Linked DNA regions of Homo sapiens: regions 1 and 2 are each linked to region 3. The links are chromatin loops, found by intact Hi-C in ENCODE. Cell type or tissue: dorsolateral prefrontal cortex. All regions are shown on one strand. Links, peaks and the distances in the headings refer to the core of each region. The heading gives the core; the rest is flanking DNA.

Region 1 (10,320 bases), core at 1,192-9,191, 600 kb before region 3:
AAGGAAGAATCAGTGAAGGAGGCTAAAATAGAACTCTTAAGCAGAGACAGGCAGAGAAGGGATTGTTGACAGCCATCTTTGGAGACTGCCATAAGCCCTTTATACACAAGCCTTCTATTAACCCAACTTCACTCTTTTCTTAAAGGAGATTAGGGCTTTTTAAAACCCCCTTCTAAACAGCTAAAATCTGATTCGAATATAATCTTTTGAAAAGTTAATTGTTGTTAGTTATCATACTTGCTGCCTTTGAGTAGCATTTTTCTCTGTACCAGGCACTGGACCAAATCCTGGCAGGCCTCTGTTTTGTTGGCACCATGAAACATACCTGAAAGCTGACTCTGATTTACTAATTACATGATCCTTGAATAGGTAACTTCAGTTCTTGGAGCCTTGGTTTTCTTCTCTCTAAGGTAGGAATAAAAAATCCTATATATTCATGGGTTTATGGTGACACTCAAACTCCATCATATTTGTAAGAAAGAGCTTTACAAGTTGTAATATATTGTTAAATATAAGGTTGCATTATCGTTATACAGATAATAAAATTGCATTTCTTTAAAATGTTATTTCTTGAAGAAAGGAATGAGAAGTATATTGGAATGCCCTGGGAAGCTTTTTTTATGCTACGTAGCACCTTCTGCCACCTCTAATTCCCATTCAGACTTCTCCCTTAGAGAGCTAATATCAGAATGGGGGGAAGGAGAGCAAAATATACCAGGAAACAACTTTATCCATTGTATATATCATCTGATTATTCTATCTTCTACTCTTATGGATATATGCTTATACTCTTTTTTGTTTAAAGCACAAAACTCCTGTCTCTGGCCAGGTGCAGTGGTTCACGCCTGTAATCCCAGCACTTTGGAAGGCCAACCCAGGCAGATCGCCTGAGCTCAGGAGTTCAAGACCAGCCTGGACAAGATGGCAAAACCCCGACTCTACTAAAAATACAAAAATTAGCTGGGTGTGGTGGCACAAGCCTGTAATCCCAGCTACTTTGGGGTGGCTGAGGCAGGAGAATCACTTCAGCCAGAGAGGCAGAGGCTGCAGTGAGCTGAGATCGCGCCACTGCACTCCAGCATGGGCAACAGAGTGAGACCCTGTCTCAAAAAAACAAACAAAACAAAACAAAACAAACTCCTGTCCTCCTGCCGGTATTTCTTACTTGTTTTTAAAAGTTAAGAAATGTAACTATTTTTCTATAAACTACTGTTTAATTATGAGTCATTCCTCTTTTCAACTCAGTAGAGAAAAGCATTTAATCTTGCCACAACAAGGATAATTTCCATGTAATACTTACCTCTTTTATGTATCTTTGTACTCAGAAATTTCAAGATTAATTCGGTTATTTCAAAATTCAGTCTTCCCCCATAAGGATTTTCCTTTTCCCTTTCTCCTGCCCAAGATGACATATGGGTGCTGTGGAAAGCTTCCACAAATAATATAAACAGCAAGGGAGAGCTCTCTGGTCTGTGTGATGGCTTCCACTGAAATATCTTGCCTTATTATCTGTTGTTAATGGATTAGCCTTGAATGCAGTGATTTTCAAACATTGAAACTACCTGGAGGGCTTGGTAAAACATGGATTGCTTGGCCTTACCGTCAGACTCTATAATTCTGGGTTGCACCCTGAGAATTTATATTTCTAATAAATATCCAGGTGATGTTGATACTGCTGAACCGGAGACCACACTTTTAGAGCCACTGGCATATGCTTTCACTGTCCTTATATCTGCTTTCCTTCTGGAACGTCTTTTTCTTTTGGCTTCTCTGACTCTCTCCTAGTTTGCCTGCTACCATATTGACTGTTCCTTCCTGTTCCTTGCCCATTCCTTCTCCTCTCTTGTGATCTAAATGTTGAACTGCTTCAAAGCTCAGTTCCTCTACTCCACTATCTCCATATTATTTTTGGTTACCTCTTCCAACTGATTGACTAGAAAAACTGACTACATGCTAATGACTCCCAAGTTTGTATCTCTTTGTCTGACTTCTCCATAGATCCTCTCACTCACGTTTCTACCTTCTTACTTGATATCTCCTCTTGGATATCCAGTAGGCATCTTAAACTTCATATGACTAAAACCAAACTCTGAGTTATTAAAAAAAAATCTGCATCATTCTTATCCCTCAGTAAACTGTTGTCCAGTCTAGGTGTTTTCCTTGATTCAGCTCTTTTCCTCTACACCTGTCCTGCCTGGATGCAGAGCATCAGCAAACCCTATTGACTCTACTTCTAAAACATTTCCCAGATCTGCCCAGTTTCTGCACTACCATTGACCTTGCCCTCGTAGCTATTGTTGCTTGTTTGGACTGCTGTAATGGCTTCCTAATGGGTCTCTATTTACATATCCTAGCTTCCCTACAATCCTTTCTTTAAGAGCTATAATGATTTTGTTTAATGTCACATACCATCCTTACTTCCTTGAATTTTTTCAGTTCCTTCACATTGCACTTAGACTGAAATTCAAACTCCTTTTTATGGTAGGTAGAGCCGTTCAGGATCCAACCTCTGCCTGTCCCTCCAGCCTTACCTTACAATCACTCTTCCCTTCCTCCACTATACACCAGCCACACCAAACACTCCCAAGTATTTCTCTAAATCATCACTAAAATGTCACCTTTCTCAGTGAGGCCTTGAGTGATTACCTTGTCTAAAATTGGAGTGAGGCAGAGTGCATACATGTGTGTATACACACACAATTATACTCCTTTTCTTCTTAGCACACAACTCCCTTCCTTTTTATTTGTCTTTTTCCACAAGAATATAAACAATGAGAACAAGGATTTTGATTTGGTTTGTTCACTCTTGTATCATCAGTGCCTAAAATAGCGCATAGCCCTTAGATTGGGCTCACATATTGGAGTAAATAAGGTAGTGAGGTTTTTCTTTTCCCTTAGGGCAAAGCTTTATATTAGTTGTTTCTTCTGTGTGTGTGTGTGTGTGTGTGTGTGTGTGTGTGTGTGTGTGTGTGTGTGTGACAGAGTCTAGCTCTGTTGCCCAGGCTGGAGTTCAGTGGCGCGATCTCGGCTCACTGCAACCTCGGCCTCTCAGGTTCACGCCATTCTCCTGCCTCAGCCTCCCCAGTAGCTGGGATTACAGGTGCCTGCCACCACGCCCCGTTAATTTTTTGTATTTTTAGTAGAGATGGGGTTTCACCGTGTTAGCCAGGATGGTCTCAATCTCCTGACCTCGTGATCCGCCTGCCTCAGCCTCCCAAAGTGCTGGGATTGGTGCCTTGTGTCATCCAAATGTCAGATTCGTAACCTCTTTATATGGCCTTTTCAAACTGCCCAGCCTGGAGCTGCCACTAGTCTCTTGGTCATAGCATCCTATTTTTTGTTGTTGTCGTTGTTCTATGTGGCATTTTTTTAAAGTCTGATTTTTTTCTTACTCATCTTTTGTTTGTATATCGATTTTCTTTTCTCCTCCCCTCCCTTCACATACGCTAGAAAGTACATTTGTGTAGATCAGAGCCTTTGTCTTATTTCTTTCTGTATTTCTGATGTCCCAAACAGTAGCTGGATGTAGTACACACTAAAGAAATATTGGTTTAAGGAGTAAACAAACGAAGTTCATTATTCTTTCAACATCAAGCCTCACTTGCATCCTTTGAAGGCAGAAGACCTAACCCAGTTCTCCCTGCTTGCTGACCAGGCCTTCCCCTTGGCTTTCATTAATCCTCTGAAACCCAGCTGTGTTCTTCATTAAGTATTTGAGCTAGCTACCATCCCACAGACCTCTAATGTAGGTCCCAACACTCTGCCCTACCGCAGCCTCCTTCCTGCAATCAGAAGACTCCTTACTTCTCAGTTAGCTTGCTTTTTGCTTCACAAGAGCTTTTCTTTATCCCTTACGTGTTCTACTGGGGCTGAGGGAACCCGGGTTAGGGCCTCCCTTGGTCTGTCTTCCTTGCCACAATCCTTACTCCTTTGAAGCTTCTGGTGTTTGCAGAGCACATGCTGTGAGGATGCCTGCTCTTAGGGATCTAAGTGAGAAGAGAAGGGTATGAGTCTTTTTTGCTGTTGAATCCCTACCCTAACCCTATCCTGAAAAGGGGGAGGGAGGAGTTTATTAGCCTTCATCATTAGCCCTTACCTTTGGCTCTCTTCAGCTGGTAAGTGTTTAAAAGTTTTTAAGTACTATTATTTAGTCTTAAATTTCTTCTCTACCGCACTTTCATTCCATGAAGGCAGGGGTCCATTCTTTATATATATTTTTTCTTCTCATCCCCAGTGTATCTACCTTTATGCTATTTTTAAAAATGGGAAGTCATTTTTGATACACACAAACTTAATTCTTTAAGTATTGACTGTGCTTATAATCTCACTCCTTTGAATTCACAGCAGTTATTATTTCTATCCTGTATTTCAGGTCAGTACAACCTTGGACATCTTCACCTTTCTTTATTATAACTTTAGATCCTGTCATTTCACTGTGCATGTGAAATATCTCGTGGCCCTAATAAGAATGGAGGCTTCTTAAGCCCATGGGCTCATCTTACAGGAATGTGCCTGTTTTGTATTTCAGGGTGTTCTAGAAAATTGCTTTCTTGAGCAAAAAGGAGAAAGTTTTTCATGTCCTCATTTGACCACATTTTGTTCCCATGGCTTTAAGTTGAAAGCTCAGAATCAGCTCTACTCTCATCACTAGGTGGCACTTGTGAATTACAAATAGTCAAATGAATTTTTATGACAAACATGTGATTCACAAATATAGATAATGTTTGGAATCCCTGCATGGACGTTCCTCAAAATGGAAGAAATGAAAGAAGGGGATTCCTAGTAAGTACCAGTTGCTGTGATGTATTTATAAATACATGGTTGAAGAATAAATTACTTCATAATCATTTCGTATTTAATAGTAATATCAATAGGTAAAGTCTGGTCTCCATGCCTGTGTTCTTAAACTAATGTTGCCACAAAGTTGAAATTTTTTTAGGACCTGCTTGCTATTCATCTTAGTTAATTGCAAGAGAAGTGAGTACTACAGGTCAGGTGCAGTGGCTCACACCTGTAATCCCAGCACTTTGGGAGGCTGAGGCAGGGCGATTACTTGAGTTCAGGGATTCAGGACCAACCTGGGCAACATAGTGGGATCCCATCTCTACCCAAAAGAAAAAAGAAAGAAAAGAAATGAGTACTACAGCCCTTTACACTGATTCATACCCAATTCCAAGCACTTACTGTTCTTTGTAGTATTTGAGGAAATACCTGGTTTTAACTTACGAATCCTGTAGATATTCATGAAGGAAAATGTCAGCACTTCTATTTTACTGCTGAGAAAACAGAAACTCAAACTTGTCCACCATTAAGAGATAATAGGTAGACAGAGCCCTACATTCAAACTCAAGTCTGTTGGATTTCAGAGCCTGGGTGTGCTCTTTCATTTATTCTAATGGTACCAGGTAGCCAGTACCCTCTATTCACAATAAAGTAACTGAATGGCAAGTACAAATGTCTGATGAGAATTGTGAAGGAGAACAAGAACCTAAACCACAGAACACTGAGTGCCCAGGGCTAGGACGAGTGAAATGGGAAGTCAACAAAACAAAGACTAGCTACCAGAGAAGTTGGCCTACTTTGAAATTTTGCCTAGAGGCAGCCCCATTTCCTTTAAGCCACTGATGAACAGAAGCTGAATATAGAGTATGTTCATCATTAGGTGCTCTAGGCTTCAAATTCTGGCTTCTCTGAATATTTTCTGACCATCCAATCTTGGGCAAGTTACAACCATGTGACTCCATTTGCCTCCCTTTTAAATGGAAGAGGATTAAATGTGTTAATGTATGAGAAGCACATAGAATAGTACCTGGCACATAGTAAACATTCAATAAATGTTAACCATTTGAGTAGCTTTAGACATTGAACAACATGGTAAATGTTCATTCTGCCTTATTGATACATGAAGTGGAATTTAAGCTATGGCTAGAGTGGTCATACACATCGCAGTTTACAACTAGTGTCCTAATATTATTATTATTAATGCCCTTTTTTTGATCTCCAAAGTGCCCTCAGTTAGATAATAACTCATTTGATCAACCTAGTTATAGTCAACTTTGTTATAGAAGAGTTTTGTGCCAGGAATTTGTTCATGTAAGTCTAAAGTAAAAGTTCCTCCAAGGGAAGATACTAACTTCTACTTCCCGACATGGGGCTTTATATATGTTACAAATTAGGACTGGTAACATTCCCGTGTTAGACTACCTGGCATCAGACTGCACTTTAACACTTGCTAGCTATATAGCCTTGGGCAAGTTTTACTTCTTTAAAGCTAGGCACTTCAACTGTAAAATGAGGACAGCATTAGTACCTTCCTCTAGGCCTGTGTAAATGAGGTAATGTATATAAAGCATTAGTTAAGTGCCTGCTGCATAGAAAGTACATATAAATATGGTTAAGAGATGCAGATTTTTTGCTAAAGAAAAAGGCCTTGATACAAAGTGCTTAGGTTCATTGGAAGCTGAGAGATTGGAGTAGGTGGTGCTTAACTAAGGTCCTTTCACAATGATAAAATCTAATGATTTTATTCTAACAAGTATCAAAAGCTATTTTTGTTTTCTTTTTTTATATTATGAAAAATGTCAAATATTTGTAAAAATAGGACTCCATGAGAGAGCAATGAACCCATGCAGTATTCATCAGTTGGCTTCAACAATAGTATGATACATGTCTGATCTTTATTTTTATGACTTTTGAAAAATAACTGTAATGAGATCTATTTTACACATCATAAAATTCACCCATTTGAAGTGTACAATTTGGTGGGTTTTGCAAATTTACCAGGTTGTCAGCCACCACCATAAATTAGGTTTTTGGTTTTTTTTTTTTAATAATTTCATCACTTTGTCAGGATACCAGCTACTCATTTACTGTTAATTCTAATTTTCACCCTCGGACCCAGGTATCTATCTATAGATTTGCCTTTTCTGAACATTTTGTATAAATGGAATCATACAATATGTGGTCTCTGGTGTCTGACTTCTTTGACTTAGCATAATGTTTTTGGAGTTCATATCGTAAGTAACATATATCAATAGTTTTTCTTGCGGAATAAAATTCCATGGAATAAATAATACTATATTTTGTCTGTCCTTCATAGCCGGTCTTTTAACATCTATATTTATATCGTTTCTCCTCCATTCCCTATCCCTGTTGAATTATTCAAAGGCTATTTTTAATTTCTTAAATATGATAGCTGAAAATATTTATTATATGTTCCTGCTTTTTGTTTTTCCATATCATCTTCTGTCTTCTCATTCATCTTGTCTGTTTTAGTTTTTTTTTCTCCATTTAACAAATCACTTTACTTTGTTCCTCCATGTGTCTTTTTTGGTTTTACTTGAGAATGAAAGGGTGTACAGATCATAAACTTTCAAAGATAGAGACAAGCATGCATTTAATTATCTTCTCACTTTAACAAAAATTCATACTTGTTCAGTGGCAAATCCAGATACTGTTGATTTCCATGTTTTTTTTTTTTTTAATTTAAAGTCTTAAAGATTGACTTTAGTTTTTTATATTGGGCTGATCTATTTGATTCCGATTCTTGTGGTGTTTTTTGTTTGTTTTTTGTTTGTTTGTTTAACTCAGGTTGTTGGAAGAGGAGCCTTTGGAGTTGTTTGCAAAGCTAAGTGGAGAGCAAAAGATGTTGCTATTAAACAAATAGAAAGTGAATCTGAGAGGAAAGCGTTTATTGTAGAGGTAAGTTGAGATTTCATTTCTTTTGTGTAGTTCTGCACTTAAGATACTCTGTGAATTTAATATTATGAAAAAGATTGGTTTCTCAGATGTCATTTCTTTGTATACATGAACATCAGCAATTCGGTTTAATCAAAGGTACTGCCATAGGAACATTTTCTCGTTCATACTCTTAATTCTGATTAAAAATTAGGGGAAAAGCGACTTAACTACATAAATGAATTCACCCCTGAATTAAAACAGTTTCATCCATGGAATTCAGATCTATTTCAAGGCGTAATATTTTAATTTTAAAATAGAAAAGAAATGGTATGCTTTCCCATTATCTAAAATTAAGAAATTTTATACACTTACTTTAAATGGAATGTTTTTAGAAACTCAGATTATTTTAAAGAAAAATTATTTCAAATTTGATTTTTCTCATTTAGCATGAAAATTTGCACCTATTCTTTTAGAAATAGATTAGATTGAATGATGAAAGAAAATCCAATAATCATGAAATTAGCATATTATCAAATTTATCCTTTACTAACTTTGTTATTTTGTATTTTGGATCACATTATTTAGTTAAATCAATGTTTTTATCACTATTAAACCTCATTGGCCAATGGATAAGTGGCCTGTACCTTATAAGCCTTCTGAATTTATATCTCTGTTTTTTCATTTAATCATAATTTCAAAATATACTTCATATTTTTAATGTATAACATGGAAAAATGAGGACTTAATTGTGATATGAGAAAGTGATTTGTAAGTGGCTGAATGAGTTGAGAAATGCTGATAAGTGATTTGATGTCAGCATGAAGAAAGATGATTTCTAGTAATATGTTCTAGGAGTCTAGCCTCAGCTTTGTTTTATGCAATATTTTTATTACAGTTTAGATAAAGCTATTGATCATTTCCTGTTACATTAGCAGTTTCACAAAGCTGGGTGAAATAGCATATGTGTTAAACATTAGGAATCACAAGTCAAAAAGATCGTAATAGCGTGAAGAAAATTTTTTAAATCCAGATGAGATGTGCATGTAATGTAAAAAATCAAATGGTTCTCCAAAAATTCTTAGTAAAAAAGACTTCAGTCTCCTGTACCTCCTCCAATCTAATTTTCTGCTTCCCAAAGACAACTACTTTGAGCTCATTCCTTCATGTTTGGTGTCCCCAGTCCAGATGCTGTTTATTACCCCTTCTCTAAAGAATCAACCTCTAGTCTTCTGCTGGGATGATAAGAGATAGTCATTGAGCTGTTTGAAGTCAAGGAAGGAATCTTTGAGTCTTTTACACTGTCCCCTGCCCTATCCTTTGATTAGCTCATTTGCATAGGTACCTCATTCTGCTGCCACTCCCCAACCTTTTGGAAGCTTTGTGAGATAAATCTGGTTGTTTCTCCATTTTTCTCATTGCCAGTTTATGATGCAGCTCTTCTAGGTCTGCTCTATCAGTTATTGCTAGTCATTTGCTTTCCAGCTTCCAAAAATGTATGCTGTTTGTGCACTTTGCATTCTCTTCATCCTTCTGAGGTTATGCCTTAAAATTTTTCAAATCTTTACCATCTTAGTGGGAATTAGGGAGAGAGGAGGAAAAAATGCTTGTATAATCTGCTATCTGAATCTCAGTGCTGAACCTTAGCAAGATGAAATATAGTAAATATATTTTCATATAGTAAATAAATATAATAAATAGTGATACTAATTCTATTGGACGAAAAATCCACACATGTTGGCTCTAGATAGATAGAGCTTTTTATTAGCATACAGTATGAAGGTTTAGAGACATTAGTGTACTGAATATGAGCCAGCAGCATAATGTATGTAATAGAGAAGAGGAAGAAGAGTGGAAAAAGGGCAGAAAAGAGAGGAGAAGGGAGAAAAGAATGAGCAAGAAGCAGTTTGCTGTGGAGCGGGATGCATTAATAGAAAGAAGTTTGAAGACAGACATGATGGTTCACATCTGTAATCCCAGAACTTTGGGAATGGCAGATGGGTTGCTTGAGCCCAGGAGTTTGAGATCAGTCTGGACAACATGGCAAAACCCCATCTCTACAAAAAATACAAAAATTAACCAGGCATGGTGGCTGTGCACCTGTAGTCCCAGCTACTCCAGAGGCTGAGGTAGGATTGCATGAGTCCAGGAGGCAGAGGTTGCAGTGACCCAAGATTGTACCACTGCACTGCAGCATGGGTAACAGAGCAAAACCTGTCTCAAAAGAAAGAAAGAAAGAAAGAAGTTTGAGATCTAGAATAAGAGAAGTGAGTATAGCCAAACCCCTCATTGACCTCTGTATGGATCATTGGATCAGGGATGATTAAAACTGAAAGAGGGAAACCAGCTAGTAGGCTATAATGATCACTGCAGCAGTTCAGGTTGGGATTACTAAGGCAATGGCAGTGGGAATGGAGAGGAGAGAATTAATTCAAGAAATGAGAAATGGAATGGAGGCAAGTATACAGAGGGAGTGCACATTTTAAGTCAGATAGACTAAAGTTCACACCCCACTTCTTAGCTATAGAACAGGTCATTCAACCCTCTCTGAGACTTGAGGTTAAAATCTCATCTTTAAAATGGAAATGATAATACCTACCTTGCGGAGTTGTGATAATTATACAATATCTATAAAGTGCACAT
Region 2 (10,320 bases), core at 887-8,886, 100 kb before region 3:
ATGAGTCAAGAGGGCAGTTCCAGAAGATTCTGAAAAATGAAGACTGCAAATCACATTTTTCTTTGGCATCCCCAACTGTGGCAGACAGTGTGGCACAGTGGTTACAATGAGTTGAGAGCTTTAGGAGGAAAAAAAGACTCCGGATCAAATCTTAGCTTAGCTACTTGTTGACCTTGATCTGTTAACCTCTCCTAGGCCTGGGTGTCTTTATTTGAAAATGGGAACAGAAGTAGTACTGCCTGCCTGAATGAGAGGGTGGTTGTGGGGATTCAGTGAGATGACGTACATAAAGCACAAAGCCAGCACTCCACAAAATGATGTTGGTGTTATCGTCATTTGTGCAGTTGCATCATAAAATGTGTTGGAGAATTTGAGAGCATTTGGGAGTTCTCCTCTATTCTTGGAGTACAAATTTTGGAATTAAATGGACAAAAGATCAGCCTCTGGTTCAGTGTTTCAGAAGAATACAGGCATTTATAGAGTGGTTTGCTTCTTCTTAGGTTACTAATGCCAACTGGGGGATTGTTGTTTTTTTTATTTTGCTGTTAAGTTAGCACAATGTAAGCCTCTCTTTCCTTTTAAGATTAGTGCTGTGTTGAGCATATTCAGTAATTTTTACCTTCTCCCTGTTTTTTATTTAAACATGGATGTTCAGTTCTAACATCTGTGCATGTTAATTGTAGTACCTGCTGGTGTACGTTATGAAAGAGAGTGCTAATGTTGTAATCAAGTAAGGCTAAAAAAATATTTCAGGTGGAAATGGGCAAAACTTCAGGAGCAATAGCTTCCATGGTGGTGTAATTCCCCACAGAAAATATTGCATCTGTTATAATTCTGGTTACTGAACAATCTGACAGATTGACCAGATGCTGACAGGTAGAAAACAATTGCTGTTGCTTTTATTTTTATTTTTTATGCTTTGCAAGTTATTTTCTGTTTAATACAATGTATACCTGTCCTTCTAGAGTCCTTTTCCACCCACCAAAGTTTTGCATTATAAAGTGTATTGTGTATTTCACAGTACAAAGTCATAATTGTGGACATAACTTTTTTGTTAGCCTTCAGGATTAGATGCTGAGACTTCAAATCAGTCTCCCTTTAACCTCCTCCAGGACTTTCCTAGAATGCTGTTTCTTCATTTATCAAAGTTAAAGAGAAGTTATGACTGTATCTTAACTTTGCCTCACCTGAGACCTGACAAGAAGTGATGAATTAAACCTATAAGCTAAGGAATTAAAATACAGGACAGATATAAAACAGTGGTGGCTTAGTTTTCTTAATTGTTGTATTTTGCTGGGTTGTTTTTCAATCCTCTTCAAATTTTCCTTTTCTTAGTCTGTCCTACCATCCCTGTCCCAGATACAACTTGTGACTTATAATTTATATATTAGTATTCTCATCAGATTTTTGGTTTTTGTGTTAGGAACCATCAGTCTGGAATAAAGACATTTCTCAGGTCAACTCTGCCAGGGAAATCTGTCTTGTATTAAAATGATACCCGCTTCTCCAGTGTCTCCAGACAATGCTGCTTTCTCCACTTTTCTCTGTTAACGAAATGGAAGAATGCTTTTCAGGCCGAGCAAATCATTCTAGGTGACTTTCAAAGTTCCTGGCATTGCAGATACAGCTTCTGTTCCCTGTACACACTCATATATTCCCCATTATCTTCGCCGTCCCTCTTGCCCTTTGCCATAGACCGAAGTTTCTGTAAAAATAATAGGTGAGAGAAGGTGATAAATTAGACTCTGGCTGTGATTCCCTCCCACGCTTTCATAAGGAATGACAGATTCTGAAATGCATCCTGTGGATACACTGTGTGCTCCTTCCTGCAAAACTGCCAGTTTTAACTTATCCTTCATGTGCAGTTTGAGGGTACTGGCCAGGCGGGGCTCATTATTCCTTTGGTTGAATAGTGTAAAGTATTTGCAATGGAGATTTTCTCTAATGATGTATTTTAAGTGCATGTCCGCATTGCTGGTTTAATGCACTCAGTCACAGAATGCTTTAAAGTTTATTGCTAATGGATGAATCCTCCGGAAAACGGGAATTTTCAACAAGATTGACATTTGGAGTGTGAAATATAAATCTAATGAGAGTATTTTAACCCAGGTTTGTAATTAGGGCTGAGTGGAGTGAATGTGTACGTGCACACCAGAGAAGGGCACGGAGGAAGGTGAAATTGCATGCTCTCCTCTGAATGAGGGATGAAGGCGGATGGATCAGTGTCAGGCCACGACACGGTGGAGTATAAATGATACTGTCACCAAGTACTGCACAGGGTACCGAGGGAATTCCACTCTAGTAAATTACATTACTTAGACAGACCTGAAGGCATTGTGTCGGAACAAGCAAAGGGAAAGGGGGCTGTTGGCACCATGCAGAAGATATTACAGTACAACTAGCTTCAGGGATGGAATTCACTAGTTTCCATTATACCTGCCTATTTTGTATTCTCCTTCGCTAATTAGTTTACAGAAAGTTACAAATGTGTACATGTGAAAGAACATCATGTGTGCTTGGAGTATGGGTTACCATGGACCATAAGGGAATAAGTATTAGTCAATTTGTATGAATTGGTCAGAGTGAGATTCTTTTTCTTTTATTCACAGCTGGGTGATATTAGGTGTTCAGTAAAAGCTTGCCCTTGTTTTATTTTCTTTTTGTGAGAATCTGACATGCATTATGAAGATTTAATCCTCATTCGCTCGGTAACATAATGCATTTCTTTTCCACCCTTCCTTTACGTGTCTTTAAATCTCACCTATCACTGGTCTCCCCTCATCACCTTCCATCCCTAAGGGAAACAGATTGTATTGTCACATAACATTTCATTTTGTGAAAGAACTCAAAGTTAACAAAGGTGATTCCTAGAGTGGGACTTGTAGAGAAAAATCATTTTTTTCGCTTCTTCTATTTTCTTTTATCCCTCTGCAGCAAAGTGAGGCCAGCCTTTTTGGGTTTATCTGTCTCTTACCATCTCTGGATCGTCTCTTACCATCATCTAGATCATTGCAGATGTGCCAGTCACCATTTTCCAGTTTGACTTCAAATGCTCATTCTTGAAAAAGCCAATACCAGGTGCTCTGGAATTAGTCACAGTCATTTTTTAACTAAAAAGCAAGTGTCTTCTCCTGAATGGATAGAGATCCTGAAACAATATCCATCCTTTCTTAAGTATATGTCATATTTTGTCCTTGGTGAAAGAAACCTGAGAAGTATCTCTGATCAGTTAACAGAGAGAATACATAAGATTCTGAAAAATGTCTCCATAAGGCTTCCAAATGGCAGGTTTTCTGAAACAGGGTCACAAGTAGATTGCAGTTACGATAATAATATCTTGGATTTGACTTTTTTTCTTTCCAAAATAATACTCTGTTGGGGTCAGGGTATCGTAATTTATTTTGTAGCCATAGTTAACAGTCTTATTTTATTCATCCAATCATAAAATAGTAAAGCCAACACACTTGGAAAGCCAGGTTTGAGTGTGGACAGGAGAAGCCTTGGTTAAAAAGAAGATACATCTATTTTATGCCGGGTACCTCCACCTTAAAAACGCTTTTAGTTTATGATTCTAAAATAATATCTAAGTGTAAAAGGCATCATGTAAAATGTTTTTGTGCCATATATCATCCTCAGCATAGAAAGGCTGTGCTTACAGACTTTGCTTTATTCACTGAAGTCCTACAAAAGTCAGGGACTCTGAGTTGTGTGAGAAATGAGGGTCTCTCCCTACATAAACTCACTAAAATCTTTCCTTTTTGTATTCTGTTTACTTTAATGGTAGTATGTGCCTTATATCTTATATGTTCTTTTCGTCCATGACATGCACTGGGAAATAACATTTTGTTGTTTGCCACAACATTACACCTGTGACTTCTTTCTTTCTCCTGTCCTCTTGATGCAGCATGCTGTCAAACTGTATCTTTTGAGTTGTTCTAAATTGAATCCTGGTCAAAGGGATTTAACAACATCTAAAACGGAACTAGCTTAGATTCTCTTCCATTCTGTAGAGGTTCCTTTGTTCCTGCTTACCTACCCATGTCTGTCTGTATTCTATTCTTTTTCTTAGATTAAAATTGGAAAGGGAGAAAGGGGGAGCTCCTTAGGAGAAATAGGTCTGTGGAGAATTGTGAGTACTCATTCAGAAGCTATTCTTAGTTCTAAGGAATATAATGAACTTGAGCTTTGAGTCCTACTGAATCTCCCATTAATGATCCCGCCATCGCTTCCACCTCCCATCTGATTATGTTCTCCCCAAAGGCTACTGATATTTTTCCCCTAATATTCTGAATGGAGTCTCTTCCAAGGAAAGCATATCTCGAAAGGAATTGAGCCCTACTGCAGTAATAGTGTACTGGATGATTCTTAATTATTCTATTAAGTACTTCTGTTTTTGCATTACCATAATGTCTGCTGTAGCGGAAACTTTTCTGTAGACCTTGACTTGTCAGAAGTCAACCCCTTAATGTGAGCACTTCACTTACATTATCATTATGGTGTTTCCAACTGACAACTGCTGCCACACTGCCATCGTCCCTGAGTTCCCAGCGCTTCAGTAAAAGAGACTTTTGTTCTGGCTTGTTGAGGGGAAAAATGCAAACAACAACACTAGCTCTACCACCAGAGATCCTATAAAGACATGTTCAAATGAACAATAAAGTCATTTGTTCACATATGACATAAGGCTATAAGAATTTAAACAATAAGACCTCTTGTGAAATGTGGCAAAATATGCACCACAAACATTGTGAAGTTCTCTGTCTTGTGGAAGGCAGTTTTTACATGGGCTTCAAAAAACCATTAACTTATAAACTACCCTTTTAAAAAAGAAAAGAAAATCACTTGTCTCACTATAACATTAAAGCAATTTCTGTTCTAAGGAAAGCTTAAATGCATTCATTTATACAAAGTGCATGCACTATAATTTATAAAAAGCACAGTATTCTATCAGGAAATGCGGCACCTCTTCCCTCCTTCACCTGAAATGGGAAATTCCTCCGTTTTTGTCAAGTCCCTTTTTTCTTTGAGTAATATTGATTTCTTCAAAATGAAAGAAAAAAATCCTTTAAATCACTTAGATTCAAGACGAAGTTTTAAGGCTTGATAATAATTCTCTAAATACTTCTGACATGGGTGGAGCATGGAGAGGGAATAATCCTGCTCTGAAGGGAAATTTTAATTGAATTTGCTTTAATGTGAACCCTATCCTTTTTTGCTTTGAACCTTTAAGGAAAACTTGTTATATTTTCAGACCTCAGCAAGGCAGAAAAATGCAGAGATTTCCTTGTCCGCTCATGTCAGGGTGTCTGGCAGCACCTTAAAATTGTTCCGATTTTGATGTTTGAAATGTGACCTCCCAGGAAAAGTGGGAGGAGAGGAGAGCATGTGTTAACTGGCCAAAGGTGTTTCATTGAGCTGACTTAGTATTAACCTCTAAAGGTTTTCAAGTATTTGCAGATGGATATGTACAGCATCCTTGCAGAATTCTCTTAATTGAAGAAATGTTTCATCTCGATCTCTGTTGACAGAAAAGATTGCCTACTGATAATTGCTTTCCTTAAGTGTCTGATAATATGCCAGGAATGAGAGCATTCTGTGTTAGGTCATCTTTAATTATGCATGTACCACCTGTCAGCTCTAAATCAGTACCAGATTAGATTCTCGCAGAGTCAGTTTGGGGAGGTTCAGAGGGAAAGCTGAGGTGATCTCTTTTAGAAACAACAAAAATAGACAGTAGTAAACATGCCTTCTAACCTGAAGCTTTTTAAAGGAGCCTCATCTTCATTGTTCTCGAGCAAGAATACGCCATTGGTACATCTGAAAAACGTTTGAAACCTCGCCCAAGCGGGGATAACTTACTGCGAAGATGGATGACTGTGAGCGAGGATGGTAGTACCTCCTCCCTCAGTACCATCTGTTGCATTTCCTTTTTGCTCCTTCTCATCGTTGTAAATGAGCCAGGGAAAAGCTCAGAAACATTTTTATAAGCTATGTGAGGACAGGAAATATGTTAACGATGTTAGATTTCATACATTTCAGGGGTTTTTTCAGTAGCGGGTTGGTTTTTTTTAGAAGGACAAGTGTGGGTTGGAAATAATGCTTGTTACCCTCTGTCAGCTTTTGGTAGTTTTATTCTCACTTTTCAGGGTTGTTTGGGACTTTCTGGTGGGATGTTTAGGGTTCTTTACTGAAGGCTCTGTTCTCTCTTCTTCTATCCCTTGATAGAATGGATTTGTGAAAGGTGTTTTTCTTTGTTCACCTGTCAGAGGCCTAAGAAAAGCCTTGAGTCATTGTGCACTTTTCACAGAGGCGGGGTTGGATGACTGAGAAGCTAAAGGCAGAGAAGGGACAGGTAAAAAAATAACAGATGCGTGAATTATCATGTGGAGGGTTTCTCGAGCTTTGACCTGCAAAGGTGAGGCTCTGAGCCTGTCTGCTAACCAACCTGAGAAAACTGCCTTGATAAGAGTTTGTGACTAACAGCCTTAGAAATAGTTTGGAAATCCTAAAATATCTCATTTCAACACTGCTGGCTGGAGGCATTGAAGGGAAAAACAGATCAGCTCATAATGGGGCAAAGACCCTGGAGCACTGTGGTCCAGCCTGTGGCCCTGAGTGACCTTTGGCTGCCTTTTGATACTTAGGGTACCATTTGCTTTTCTAACCTAATCAAACAGTTCACTCAAGTAGAGGCACAACCTCCAAAACTACTTATTATAGTAACATTGCCAGTGCTTTGGCTATTTGATGCTCACTTAATACAGTAAACAAGTTGAAGAACTTTCAACTCCATGCAACAGATACTTCTTAAAACAGGAGAACATAGTACAATTAACCCTTAAACAACACAGGTTTGAAGTGCGTGGGTCCACATATACGTGGATTTTTTTCTCGATAGAAGTTACACTGAGTGTACCTGCCTCTTCTGCCTCCCTTCCACCTCCTCCACCCCTTCTGCCTCTGCCACCCCTGAGACAGCAAGACCAATCCCTCTTCTTCCTCCTCCTCAGTCTGCTCAATGTGAATACCGTGAGGATGAAGCCCTTTATGATGATCCACTCTCACTTAGGAAATGTATTTTCTCTTATGATTTTCTTAATAACATTTTGTTTTTTCCAGCTCACTTTATTGCAGGTATATAATACATATAACATACAAAATATGTGTTAATGGACTATTTATGTTATCAGTGAGGCTTTCAGCCAACAGCCGGCTATTAAGTTTTGGAAGAGTCAGAAGTGATATGTAGATTTTCGACTGCGTCGGGGATCGGCGCCCCAACCCCTGTGTTATGCAAGGGTCTTCCCAAGCCTTAACTGAAAAGAACATCCGAAAGTGAAGCTAAGTCAGAGAAAGGCTGAAGAAAGGAATTGAAAAGAGAAGCAATGGGGAAGAAAAGGCTGTACTGCCATGTTCTCTCACACCAGCTCATCTTTGTAAAATCTTTTCCATCTGCCTGGAAAGACCTTCCACTCTCTCCACCTGGTTTACTCTCACTTTGAGTTGTTCTTCAAGTGTCATCTCCAAGAAGGCTTCTTTGTTCCTTTCTGGCAAAATTTGCTGTCCCTCCTCTGTGATGCCATAGCCCACTGGCTGCCTCCTTCGCAGAACTTATTATGCTGTACTGCAAGAGCTTGGTGACTTAGCTTTCTCCTCCACAAAGTGGCTGCTGAAAAAGTTAACATTATCCTAACTGTGACAAAAGAGGTCTCATGCCCACAGAAGGAAGAGTCATGATTTCATTAGACTCTGCAGTACTTAGATCACATTAGGAGTATTATACCAGTACATTTGAAAAGGAACATAAACTGGACGTGGTGGCTCTTGCCTGTAATTCCAATGCTTTGGGCAGCCAAGACGGTGGGATTGCTTGAGACCAGGAGTTGGAGGCTGCAGTGAGCTATGATCATGTCATTGCACTGCAGCATGGGTGACAGAGCAAGACTCTGACTTCCCCCCAAAAAAACAAACAAAAAACAAAGGAAAGAAAAGGAAAACAAACAAACTTGAGTGCTTTATGAACACAGCATGAGGAATGGAGAGGGTGTCAGAGACTGTCTTGTAACCAGTGGTTGAAGGAACAGAGAAAGGTTAGCCTGGAGAAGAGAAAAACAAGGGGAGACACAAAAGCTGCATTTAGATATCTGAAAGACATTTGTTATTCTAGCAAAAGCAGAACTAAAAGAAATTATAGAGAAAGAGATTTGGGCTCAAAACAAGAATTTTCTTCCAGATACAGCTAGCCCACAGTGGAACCTGTGGCTTCATTTAGTAACAGTGAACCTCTGCTACTGGAATGAGAGTCATTGTCTTTTTAGGCTATGTTTGGGGGCTGCTGTAGACAAGACTGCTGCACTGTGTGGGAGCACGAACCAGATAGCCCTAAGATTTTAAAGAATCAGAGTCCTCACTCCATGCAGAATTACAGTCAGGAGGACCGTGGGACATCAACCCCAACCGCCATGCTGTGTCTGCTTGGCCTGGTACTCAGCACTCATCTGGCCACAGGCTACAGGATAAAGCTGAGGATGGGGTGAAAAGAAGGGAACCAGCTACTTCCTCAAGGAGGCTGTTTAGTGAAACAGAAGGAGCACTGGATCAAGTCCCAGTCCATGTGCTTCCTGGTCTCTTGCTAGCTGTGCGAGTGGCTCCCTCAAAGCCTGCATTTCTTGCCATGCAAAATGGAAATGATATTGTTCACTTCACAGAATTGCCTGAGGTTTAAGGAAGATGAAGGAGTCCTTTGTGGATGGCAGTGTGCTGTCCGTAGGTGGGTGCTTGTCCAGAACCCCTGCTCCTTGACCAACAACCTCTAAACTCAGTTTTGTCACCAGTACAATGGACATAATTTCCTTCCTTGCAGGTGGCTTTGAACTGGATGATTAAATAAAATGTTATATATAAAAGCCCCCAGCAGAGTAACTGCCACAATGATCGTGTTGTCAGCCTCATTCCACCCTCTGGAGCTGAGGAAGACAGGAGAGGAGTGTCCTTTCTCACCCACCTCTGCCAGTCAAGTTCTCCGAAGGTTCTCTTTTACCTGCCCCCAGACCTGACCTCATGCTCACATTCCTCTCCTGCTTCCCTGTCACCTTAGCATGGAGTCTTCTTCTCTGCTTTTTCTTCTTCCTTCCTCCTCTGCTTCCATCTTTTCCTAAAACTCTTTTCTTCTTTATCTCCTACTAATTTCCCTAATCGCCTTCTTGTCTGCATTCTGTAAAGGATTGTTCTAATGAATACAAAGTTTAGAATAATATTCTCCATAACTTCCTTGTTCAAAACAAGATGTTATGTGTAGCATTTTGGGGAGGGAGTGGTGAGTCCTTTTCCATTTTCCTCTGAATTTGCTTAAAGTCTTTTTTTCTACGTTAACATTTTCCCATTCTTGCATCCCTTGGGCTTGTAGTCATTAACTTGCCAGACACACAGCAACTGATTGTCTTTATGACGTTGCTAAAGTTAGGAGAGTGTCATTCACAGGGAACTTAACCCATATATTAACTCAGACATAGCAAATTGCTAAATACGTGCCTTTAAATAAAGAGCTTCAGAATGCCAATTTGATTCTCTTGTTCACATCCTCTCTCATTGAAAGGGGGTTGCTGAAACAGAAAAAGCAACGGGAAGGGGAGGATAAATTTCAACTGTTTTACTGAGTCAGAAATTGGAACACTGCCATCCGGATACAGGCATCTCATCCATCCTTCCATCCATCCACTCAGTGTTCAGGAACCAAGTCCTTGTCTCAGACCCAGCAGCGGACTGTGGGGCAGATACTGAAGTGAATGATAGGATCCCGTCTTCAGGCTTCCTCCCATCCTAGTCTGCTACTCAAGCATCAGGAACTGTGGCTCATTCATCTGTGGATGCCCAGGAATCCTTATGAGATCTAGTTCAGTAAATGTGGGAGTAACAGTAAAAGCAGAAAGACAGAGGGAAGCAAAGAAGGAAGGAAGGCAAAATAATCAAAGGAAGAAAGGAAATTGTATTTTACTTAGTGCCGGGGTGTAAACTGGTACATGCTGTAAGTGTGATGTAATGATTACGGCGCGAATCCAGGGGAGCATTGCTGCATGTGGAAATTTGAATACAGTTTACAGGAAAACGATGCTAATTATCCTTGTCCATATAAAAGTCAGAACAGAAGCCACACACTCTCCAGGTGCATCCCTTAGAACATGTTGAATTTCTTCTGGTTTTTCTCCCACTCAGCTATGTTGCTTTTTACTTAGCAGAATAACTTTACCGCTCCAGTCATTTCTAATTTTTAGGTCAGAAAACTGAATTTCTTCCCTTCCAAGAAAACAAAAAAAAAAAACA
Region 3 (10,320 bases), core at 940-8,939:
GGTTCATATATCTTTCAAGTTTGTTTTGGAGTTTAGACTGCTAGTAGCCCACTGTAATGAGAGCAGCAGCTTGCCCCTGCCTTACAGATGCCCCCTAAGGCAGTAGTGAGATGGTAATAATAGGATAGAAGGCAAGCGGGAGCTTGCCTGCGGCTAATGTGCCTGCATTTTTACGCTTTATTTTTGTCTTCCTTTCTTTCTCTCCCATCCGGCTTCACGCTCTTGCGTACAAAGAGCACCCAAGCCAGTTCTCCAGACTCATCCCTAATTCCCTCCTTGTGACACAGTAATGTTATAGCTGATTTTATTCTCTGTCTAGTGGCCTCAGAACAGCGGGCGATCTTGCTTGCTATAGGAGAAGTGATACTCAGGCATGACAAGATGGATTCAGGATGGGGTTTAAGTATTAACTCTTAATTTCCTAGCTCTTGTGGTTCTAAATTAGATTCCATGTTGTTATAACTGTGAGAGAATGTGAGCATTTATATGTATGTGTGTCTGTCGCTGACACAGTGTTTGATCAATTGAATTGACCTTGTTTTTCTCCTGAAACACATAGACTGTATTATGAAGAAAGCAGTCCAAGTGAAGAAAAACATTTCACATATCTTGTCAAATATTTTATTGGGACCTCTGAAAGATGGTATTTCGTTTCTGCCACCAGATCCAAAACGAGAACAAAAGCACTTCATTTTGATAAGTGGGACTTTGTTTTTCTCTGCAACCTTATTTCCAGGATATCTTAGGAGAGTTATCTCTGTTTGGGCTGAGCTTCCCAAGAAATGATGTAAACTCTGAAGGAGGCTCTTGGAGCCAATTATTTAACAAGTAGTTTGTAAACCAAAAAATAAAGGAAGAAGTACATTACCAGACAGCGGCCAGGCAGAGGAAGAAGGAAGAAACCAACTTTATTGAGTACCTACTGTGTGCCAAGTGAATATGAAGGTAACTTGAGCAAAATTGCAAAGATGTGAGAGTCTGAGAAACAAAAGAAAGCTGAGGGACTTTAATGGAAACACTGTATTTTGCAGAAGTGTTTGAATAGAAGAGAGAAAATGGAAAAAGACAAAGAAAAAAATGAAATTGTTAAAGTCTATCTAAAAAAGTTAATAAAGTGAAAGGCTTCAGCCACTAGGACAGAACAGTATCAGTCGAGTTCCATACCAAGATAGTTGCTAGCAAGTAGAAATACAATATTCATTTTTATCCCTGTATTCCATTAGCAATTTCTGCCTCTTCAAATTCCTTGGAAAATAAAAGAAAAAATCTGCATCTGAAGCTTTGCTTGGCTCTCAATCTAAGGTCTGCCTCTCCCAGAAAACATCATCATGAAGCCCAAAATCAATGGGATTTTTTTCAATGGATAGTGCAAGCCAATTTTGAGTCTGATTTAAAATTCACTGTATAAATTCATCCTGGCTCGCTACAGCTGTGAGTGTACTCTATTTTCTGTTGCTGACTCTTTCAGTAAAACATGCATCCACTCCACTTTCCGCACTTCAGATTTCAAGTGGAGGACAGCTATTGGAAGGCCTGCTCTCAAAACTGACTTGTTAGACCTTGTAGAACTTGCTTTAAAAGCTACCATGAAGATACATACGTGTCTACTTTTTGAAAATGATCTTTGATCCAAGAAAATTATAGCATTTGTATTTATGGGTATGCAATTATGCATTGAGCTCTTTTAAGGGACGGTTGTAAACAAGCTGGAGCCCATATACCTCTAGTTTTGGCTATCCCTTGTCCCACGAAAAAGATACATATGCCTAATTAAGTTAGGATTTATTAGCGAGGCCAGAAGGTGCTAATGGGACAGTAATTTTTACGTATCAACTTTGACTTGGTGCCCTTTAATTGGCAGCAAGGAGAAATGTTAAAAGATCTTGCTAACACAGCATGATGCATGGAACGTGTGAGGACATCAGGGCGTTTTTTCTCCCGTGATATATGGGGAATCGTAAAACCTTAGTCTTAAAAAATTATCTGACCCAGCACTAAGAAAAGGACTCTGTTTTATCTTTTGCATATCCCTTGTGTCTAACACAGTGATGATGATGATGATTTTTTTAAATAACCTTTACTGAGCATCCAGGGTATGCCAGGCACTGCCCTGTGCACTTTACGTGTTTAACTCATTGACGCTATGGGATTGCTACCATTATTATCTCCATATGGCAGGTGAGGAAACTGGAGCAGGAGAGGTTAATTAACTTGCCAAAAGGTTAGCTCCTAAGCAGAGGAGCCAGGACTTAAGGCCAGGCAGCCTGACTCCAGAGCCCAAGTTCTCAACTCCTTGCTTCAATGACAAGAGTAAGACTCACTAAAGATGCAAATGTCTGTGTTTTTAACAGGTGGGAAACAGGTCCAGGGTCACAAACCAGTCAGCGGTAGGTTTGGAGACTCAGTGAGTATCTCCAGCTCTAGTTCAAGTTTCTCTGTACCACACAGAAGTCACCATGAACCCAGCACTAGAAATTTGCCTTTACACAAGAAATAATAGGATGCTGAAAAAAAATTGCAATGTAAAGTGATAACAGAGAGAATATCTGAAATCTGAAATCTGAAATAAATTTTCATCATTTTTCTTTCACTTTATCCATTAATGGCTCTCCTCAATTTACGTCAGTTGATCACATGAAGACATTAATGCCTGCATCACTTTAACTTACATAAGAACCTACCTTTGCCAGGGAACTCCTCTATTTTGAGACACCGAGAGAATAAGACTCCTCTAGGCAACCAGCTAGGCAGATTTTATAACCCGGTATAGCAGGCAGGATACTGGCCCCCAAAGATACCCATGTCCTTATCCCCAAAAACCTGTGAGTGTGTCATGTGACATAGCAAAAGGGACTTTGTGGGTGAGATTAAGTTAAGGGTCTTGAGGTGGGGGAGTGTCCTGAATGATTACAAGGGTCCTTAAAAGAGGGAGGCAGGAGGGTCGGAATCACAAAGTCCACTTTGAAGTTTGAAGTCCACTCAAGTGTTGAAGAAGCTTCTAAAGGTCCAAGTGGAGACCCTGGTCATAGAACTGGTAGGTTTGGTAGGTTGCTCCACAATTATCATGGAAATCAACAAACAGGTCCTGGGAGGAAAGTCAACTTTCCCCTGCCTTTTCCCCGTTTCTGACCATGGCTGTATGCAGCATCATCTCACATTATACTAGCTCATCTATTTTCCAATCACCTTTATTTTTTATATTTTCTTATTTTTTTATTTTCATTCTTTAGAGATGGGGTCTCAGTGTTGCCCAGGCTGGTCCTGAACTCTTGGGCTCAAACGATCCCCTTCCCTCAGCCTGCTGAGTAGTTGGGATTACAGGCCCAAGCCAACACGCCCAGCCATCTTTGTTTTTGTTGTTGTTGTTGTTTTGAAATGGAATTTCGCTCTTGTTGCCCAGGCTGGAGTGCAGTGGCACAATCTCAGCTCACTGCAACCTCTGCCTTCCGGTTTCAAGCGATTCTCCTGCCTCAGACTCCCGAGTAGCTGAGATTACAGGTGCCCGCCACCATGCCCAGCTAATTTTTTTGTATTTTTAGTAGAGACGGGTTTCACCATGTTAGCCAGGCTGGTCTCGAACTCCTGACCTCGTGATCTGCCCACCTCACCCTGCCAAGGTGCTGGGATTACAGGCTTGAGCCACTGCACCCAGCCCGTCGTTTTTTTTAAAGACCCTTTACATCCTGTGAGAACTTTCACCTCTTTCTCATTGCCAGATCAGAATGACTTACTGGGAAAGTGTGCTGTTTTTAAAAATCCTACATTAGGCAGAAACTGAAACAACAGACTGACATCAAAGGTGTCCATTTAAAGAAAGCCCCAGGCTACAGAATTCTGAGCCCTATCCTCCTCCAAAATTTATGACTCTGAAACCTAAACTGCCTTGGGTCTGCCTGGGAACCTGTACATAATTCCTATTACACACTGTAAAGCGTCCCAAATAGCTTCCAAAGATACCTTGTTTTCGTCAATGGGGTATCCAGGTTGTGGCTTTGGTTAGTTAGAAGCAACATGATGCTTTTTTTAGTCGTTCTCAGTCTTGAATTGGCCTATACTCTCAGACTTCGCCAACTCTTCCTCCTAATGGCCTCTCTCATCTGTCTATATTTCCCTTCCCAACACCACTGCCTGTATCCCGGCCACAGTGGTGCTTGCCTGGACTTCTGTGACTGGCTTGCCGCCCGTCTGGCTTGTTCCCCAAATGCAGCCAAAGGAGTCTCCCTCATACTCTCCTGCGCAACAGACTCCAGTGAGGCCCCTGGGCCAGCCTCGGCGGCGGACACGGAAGGACCTTCCCAGCCCGTCCCCTTGCTCCCTTCTCCAGTTTCACCTGTGCCCTTGCCCCAGCTGCTGCTCCTGCCACACCACACTGCATGCTATGTTCTCTCTTAGGTCTTTGCACATTTCATTTCTTCCATCTGGAACACCAGCTCCCACCCAAAACCTAACTAATCCTCCCTCAGGCTGCAGCTCATTTGTCACCTCCTCAGTTAGATGCCCTTCCGCCAGCAGCTGTACTTCCCCTGTGACATGGTTTGGCTGTGTCCCCACCCACATCTCATCTTGAATTTTAGCTCCCATAATTCCCATGTGTTGTGGGAGGGACCCGGTGGGAGATAAACTGAATCACGGGGGCGGTTTCCCCCATACTGTTCTCCTGGTAGTGAATAAGTCTCATGAGATCTGATGGTTTTATAAGGAGTTTCCCTGTTCGCTTGGCTCTCATTCTGTCTTTGCCAGCGGCCATGTAAGATGTCCCTTTGCTCTTCCTTCATCTTCCACCATGACTGAGGCCTCCCCAGCCATGTGGAACTGTGAGTCCATTAAACCTCTTTTTCTTTATAAATTACCCAGTCTCAGGTATGTCTTTATCAGCAGCATGAAAATGGACTTACACACCCTGTAAGTAAGAACCGTACTGACAGTTCTTATCATGGCTGTGTTGTGATTACCTGTTGACTTGTCTCTGTCCCAATAGCCTAGAACCTCTCAGACCAAGTACCGTTTCCTTCATATTCATTGTTTTATGCCCCCAGCACCTAAGACACAATAGAACCATGCAAAGTGGTCAGTATGCATTCGTTAAAGGGATAAGGTGATTTGTATCTTATATTGAAAAGGTGCCCACCAGTGACATCCCATATTGTGAATTCCTGTGGAGGAGAATGCCTGGTGTCATTACCTTGTTCTCAGCCTATAAACTTAATCCAGCTAAGTGCTGTAGTGTCACTGAAACTCACTGATCTGTGCCTGGGGCTGCATGCTTGTCGTCTGACGCAGTTGTTCCCATGTTACTGTGTGGCAAAGGTGAACTGAAACACCTAGGGGAAGGCAGCTAGCTGTGGAGTGTTAATAATTGCTGACAGATTTGGCAGTTCATAAAGTAATGATATCATTCAGGACAAACTAATAAATAAAATAGCCTTTATTCTGCATTAAATATAATTTGCTAAAAATGTATTCTATGTGATGAACAAACCATAAGTTCCAAATTCCCTTTTTATTGCACCTAAAAAATACACCGTTAAGATCCCGCATATATTTTTTGAGGCATTTGCTTCTCTTTGCCTTGCTCTCTTTCTGTGACTTTCCCTGCGACCCAGATATAGAAATATCTTGTGTTCTTGTGCTCCCTCTCCTGGTCTTTTCTGTCTTTCAGCCAGAGCATATTCCTAGAATTGCGCACCACCCAGGTGGGGGCCTGGGCATATGAACAAAGAAGCCAGCCAGCTCGGCAGTGCTTGTTGTAAGATCTGGGGGGGGCCAGAAACAAATTTCCTTCTTCATTGTTTGCAGTCCAGCTTGACTAAGTGAAAAAGGGCCGTACAGGTGCAGAAAAGAAACATGCCTGGTATCCTTTCTGAGAAATAAAATGTTCTTTAGAAAAACACACATACACACAAACATTATAATAAAAAACACCTGATATTATGTTTTTTTGAAGCTATGCCTCCCCGGAGATATACAAATGCATGTATAAATGTGTCCAATCTGTTCTGTTAATAGTGCTAATTACCTGATTATCTGGTCAGGTACAGTAATAAACCCCTTTGACATTCTGTTCCTTCCATATGCTAGATAAAGTGTTCTAATATCTGGTCTGTGACTGTATGCTCTGCCCGCCAAGAGTCAGGAGGTGGAAAGATCATCAAAGCCTGTCGGCGGCGCTTCACTTCGGGGCACAGAACTGGGAACAGGGCACTGCCAGGCCCTACCTTGAGGTGGCAGGACAGCACTGTCCTTACTCCTCACGAGGGTGGCCTGTACTTCACAGGGCCTCTGTTGCCCTTCACATCCTCCGAACTCTGACCCTGCCCACCTTCTTTCTCCTGTTGGAGTTGCTTTTAGACACTTTATAATTTCACCTATTTATCTAACATTCTTCTTTTTTCCCCATTTGACTTTCTGAAATGCCTTCTTTGCTAACTCTGTGGTCTTTCCTACTTTAGTGTAGAAGAGGATTTTTATTTTTTCCAAGCTGATCTAAAAGACAGTCATCCCCCAACCCCCACCATCTAAAATTCTCTTACTCTAACTTAGCAGGTTAAGGATGAACCAGTTTTGCTCACTCAACTCACCCAGCCTTCATTTCCAAGCCAGCTTGCAGTCTTTTCTCACCATCCTGCAGTTCCAGCAGGACTGGTATATGTGTCCTCTTCCATCTGTTTTGCTCCATGGTTTTCCGAGCACTGTCAGCCTCTTCCCAACAGATCGTTTCTCTTCCTGTCATGTCATTCCCTTTTATGAGCCCCATTTGAAGTTTCATTTAGGTGGGGTGGAGGGCACTGGTTTCTCAGGTAGAGAAGGGTGTTAATCCCAGGTGCATATGGCAGAGCCTTTCCTAGAAAGCATGAGGCTGCCAAGGTCAGGGTCACAATATTTGAAGGACAAAGGCTGACTCCTGTTGGTGCTGCGCTCTCTGTCCCCCACCTGCTCCCATCCAAGCGTAGTGGTAGAGTGGTGGCAGCCCACATCCGTCCCTTGTCTCTCATCTTCTGCTGCACCAGGAGTCTCAACAATGGATAGGTCAGCATCAATTATTCTCCTATTTGATTGTGATACATTGTGAGTTCCTCCAGGAATTCTTACCTTCTTAAGACTACATTTTTGCTGGGCACGGTGGCTCACACCTGTAATCCCAGCACTTTGGGAGGCCGAGATGGGCGGATCACCTCAGGTCAGGAGTTCAAGATCAGCTGACCAACATGGAGAAACCCCATCTCTACTGAAAATACAAAAAAATTAGCTGGGCGTGGTGACACATTCCTGTAATCCCAGCTACTCGGGAGGCTGAGGCAGGAGAATCGCTTGAACCCAGGAGGCGGAGGTTGCGGTGAGCCAAGATCGCACCATTGCACTCCAGCCTGGGCAACAAGAGTGAAACTCAGCCTAAAAAAAAAAAAAAAAAAAAAGACTACATTTTTAAGACACATTCTTTTTTTATTATTTTTCGAGACAGAGTCTCATTCTGTCACCCAGGCTGGAGTGCAGTGGCACAATCTCAGCTTACTGCAACCTCCGCCTCCCAGATTCAAGCAGTCTTCCTGCCTCAGCCCCCCAAGTAGCTGGGACTACAGGCATACGCCACCACACCCAGCTAATGTTTGTATTTCTAGTAGAGATGGGATTTCACCATGTTGGTCAGGCTGGTCTGGAATTCCTGACCTCAAGGGATCGGCCAGCCTCAGCCTCCCAAAGTGCTGGGATTATAGGCGTGAACCACTGTGCCCAGCCCAAGACAGATTTTTAAAACTACATTTTTTGCTTCTTTCAAGTTCACTTCAGCATCCAGCACAGTGAATGCTCAAGTAAATTTTTTGCATTGATTATTTAGTAACATTTATGCAAAATGCCTCATATGTACACAAAATACTTATGGCTTTAGCCTTTCTGTGATCTAATGATGTTTTATCAATTTAACTTTTCTTAAATACTGTCATCCAACTAGCATGAAAACGTGGACTTTTGTTAATTCTTTCTAAACATGTAATGTTATTGCCTTCTTAAAAAAATACACTTTCATCACAATGCAGATTTTTAACAGATTTTATTAGAATTTATGCAGAGGACATGTAAGAAGTGTAAGACTTGGTCCTTGACTTTGAGGAATTTCTAATCAAGACAGGTCCAGTGGAATATTCAGATAACAACGCAAAACAGCCCTCCTGTGATTAAATGCCCAAACTGATGGTCTGTAAGCAAGTGCTGATTGTCCAGGTCATAGAAGGGAGGGTCCAGTTTAATTGCCACCTCCTTTGCCAGGGTTTCCCCTGGCCCTTTCATTCCACATTGGTGGATACCATCTTCCCTGTCCTCCACAGTTTTCATATGTTGGAATTTTACAGTTGGAATTGGTGAAGTAGAGTCAGCAGTGCATCTAGGCAGTGGTCATGGCTTGGGCAAATGCTAGTAAGTCAAAGAAAAGGCTAGGAGTCAGGATCAAGAGGATAACTGGAGATGAGACTGAAAAGGGAGTAGATTTGGGGGAAATTTGGAAGGCCAGGCAGGAGAGAATCAGGTTTGCTTTCTAAACCAGGGAGTTGCTGCTTGAAACATAGTCCATGTCAGAAGCATTAACTCAGAGACTCTCCAGCCTCCCTTTGATTGACTATCCAGAGAGATCATGGAGGGGCAGGAGAGAGGAGAGATGGCATCAACAGAGAGGAGAGTTCATGAGCACAGAAGTGGGATATAAAAGCAGTATTAGTTTTCCCTTTTGCTTTGAGTCTCTGTATTTTTACCACAATGGTGCCTCTACCTAGAGATTCTTAAGCCCTGGCCTCCCACGCTTGTTAAAGAAAGAAATGACGATGCCATCCAGACACCTGCTAGCTTAGTTGAGGTTTTCAAAGCTACGCTTCTCTGGGAAGGTGCCATTAAACTACTGTGGATGAGCTCTATGAATCCTCCCTGCCATGAACCAGACATTTCTTGCTATAATAGTGCAAGGAAACTGGAGGGCTTATTTTTCCTTAAGGTTTCTTAGGTTTCTGATTTGCAACCTCGGTGACTAAAATTCCATCCAAATACTGGAACACCCGGGATGCTGTAGGTGTTTTAACTCACATCCTTAAAGGTAAACTCAGAAATAGTTTGATTCACCCAGAAAAAGAACACCTGGTGTTCTTGAGACTTGGTATTTGTCAAAAACCAAAGGTTCATTTTCAGGAAGTTTGGATATCTTTATTTCTAGGAGAAAAGGTGTTTTCCCAGTTACGAGCTATAAATAATGAGGTCTTTCATAACAGTCCCAAGCCATGTTCAAAATAGATGGCCCAGAACAGCCTCCAAGGTACCATTCTGAAGCACCTGTGACTTACTTCCTTTTCTTACCATCCCCTGTGTTGGTGTGAAAAGCGTGTTTCAGCCCCACAGAAACTGGACACAACCAACCAGTCATTGTTAGAAATTTCTTTCTCCCCTGCCTCAGCATCTCTGCTGCTGCCAGAGATGACACCATTGTCAAAAATAGGACCCTACCGGCCTATAATCCTAGCACTTTGGAAAGCCAAGGAAGGAGGATTGCTTGAGCCCAGAAGTTCATGACCAGCCTGAGCAACAGAGTGAGACCCCTAACTCTACAAAAATTAAAAATAAATAGGACCCTGCCTTCATGCCCCAGCAACCTGAAGTCCTGGACACACTGCTCTTCCCAGCAAAGGCTTGCACCCAGTCACTGTCAATGTCATTTATATGCCTGGAACCCTGGTGTCCTGGGGGAAGCTTCAGGACAAGAACCCAATGGCTTCAGGTAAAAATGGCACCCATGGCTGTGCTGATAGATGGTATCGGCTCCCGTTTCATTTCCTCCCTTGACAGACAGGAATAACATATAGAAAAGATTCAAACTCAGTTAAGAAGCAGGGAGGGGAAGTGGGTGACTGACAAACCTGACTTCATGCTCTTATTCAGGGGCGTGGGTGTTGGATCATAACAATTTCTGCATCCCTAAAAGCTACAGAGTGGTATGTTCTATCTGAGAGTCCTGTAGCTTCAGGGCAGCCATTGTCCAATTCACATATGGGGTTTTGTGTTAATGGCTGCTGTTTAAATCCTCACAGAGCACAGATGGTGCCTGCATTGCATCAGCATTAACTGTTCTCCATTGGCAGAGCCCATTGCAGAAGCACAAGAAGGGAGGAGAAATCAGAAGTGTATCGTCCCTTTGGCAAAAAGTCTGGTTTCCATGTATGATTTTTATCCCAGCTTACTGTACAGCTTTGAGTAGCCCAGTCAGCATATCTCAGCTTGTTACATGATGGTTGGTAAAGGACTTAGATGAAAGAGACTAAAGACTGTAGAAATACTATCATTGCTGCT

The links. A loop is a pair of places that touch in the nucleus more often than their neighbours do. Peaks named below come from ENCODE experiments on the same cell type or tissue, not always from the same donor. Only the 100,000 strongest peaks of a DNase experiment are listed, where the experiment ranks them.
Region 1: a loop joins it to region 3, with 5 times the contacts of the local background. A loop is called at or near these places in 3 of 110 quality-filtered maps.
Region 2: a loop joins it to region 3, with 3 times the contacts of the local background. A loop is called at or near these places in 15 of 110 quality-filtered maps.

The regions. Positions count from the first base shown.
Region 1 is chr6:90,569,078-90,579,397 of GRCh38, reverse strand. MAP3K7 (mitogen-activated protein kinase kinase kinase 7) reads left to right here. Exons shown (of 17, transcript NM_145331.3): 2 at 7,591-7,701. Among named protein-coding and RNA genes, the nearest start is that of MAP3K7, 13 kb to the left of the region's middle. In dorsolateral prefrontal cortex, for the core only: a CTCF peak has its summit at 4,665 (motif pointing right); no DNase peak of the experiment used is centred there; H3K27ac peaks cover 266 bases.
Region 2 is chr6:90,068,637-90,078,956 of GRCh38, reverse strand. The region is part of intron 5 of BACH2 (BACH transcriptional regulator 2); the gene reads left to right. Among named protein-coding and RNA genes, the nearest start is that of GJA10, 180 kb to the right of the region's middle. In dorsolateral prefrontal cortex, for the core only: CTCF peaks have their summits at 4,488 and 4,692; a DNase peak (open chromatin) is centred at 4,532; H3K4me3 peaks cover 1,342 bases; H3K27ac peaks cover 2,235 bases.
Region 3 is chr6:89,966,143-89,976,462 of GRCh38, reverse strand. The region is part of intron 6 of BACH2 (BACH transcriptional regulator 2); the gene reads left to right. Among named protein-coding and RNA genes, the nearest start is that of GJA10, 77 kb to the right of the region's middle. In dorsolateral prefrontal cortex, for the core only: CTCF peaks have their summits at 5,414 and 5,615 (motif pointing left); DNase peaks (open chromatin) are centred at 5,692 and 6,212; H3K4me3 peaks cover 727 bases; H3K27ac peaks cover 602 bases.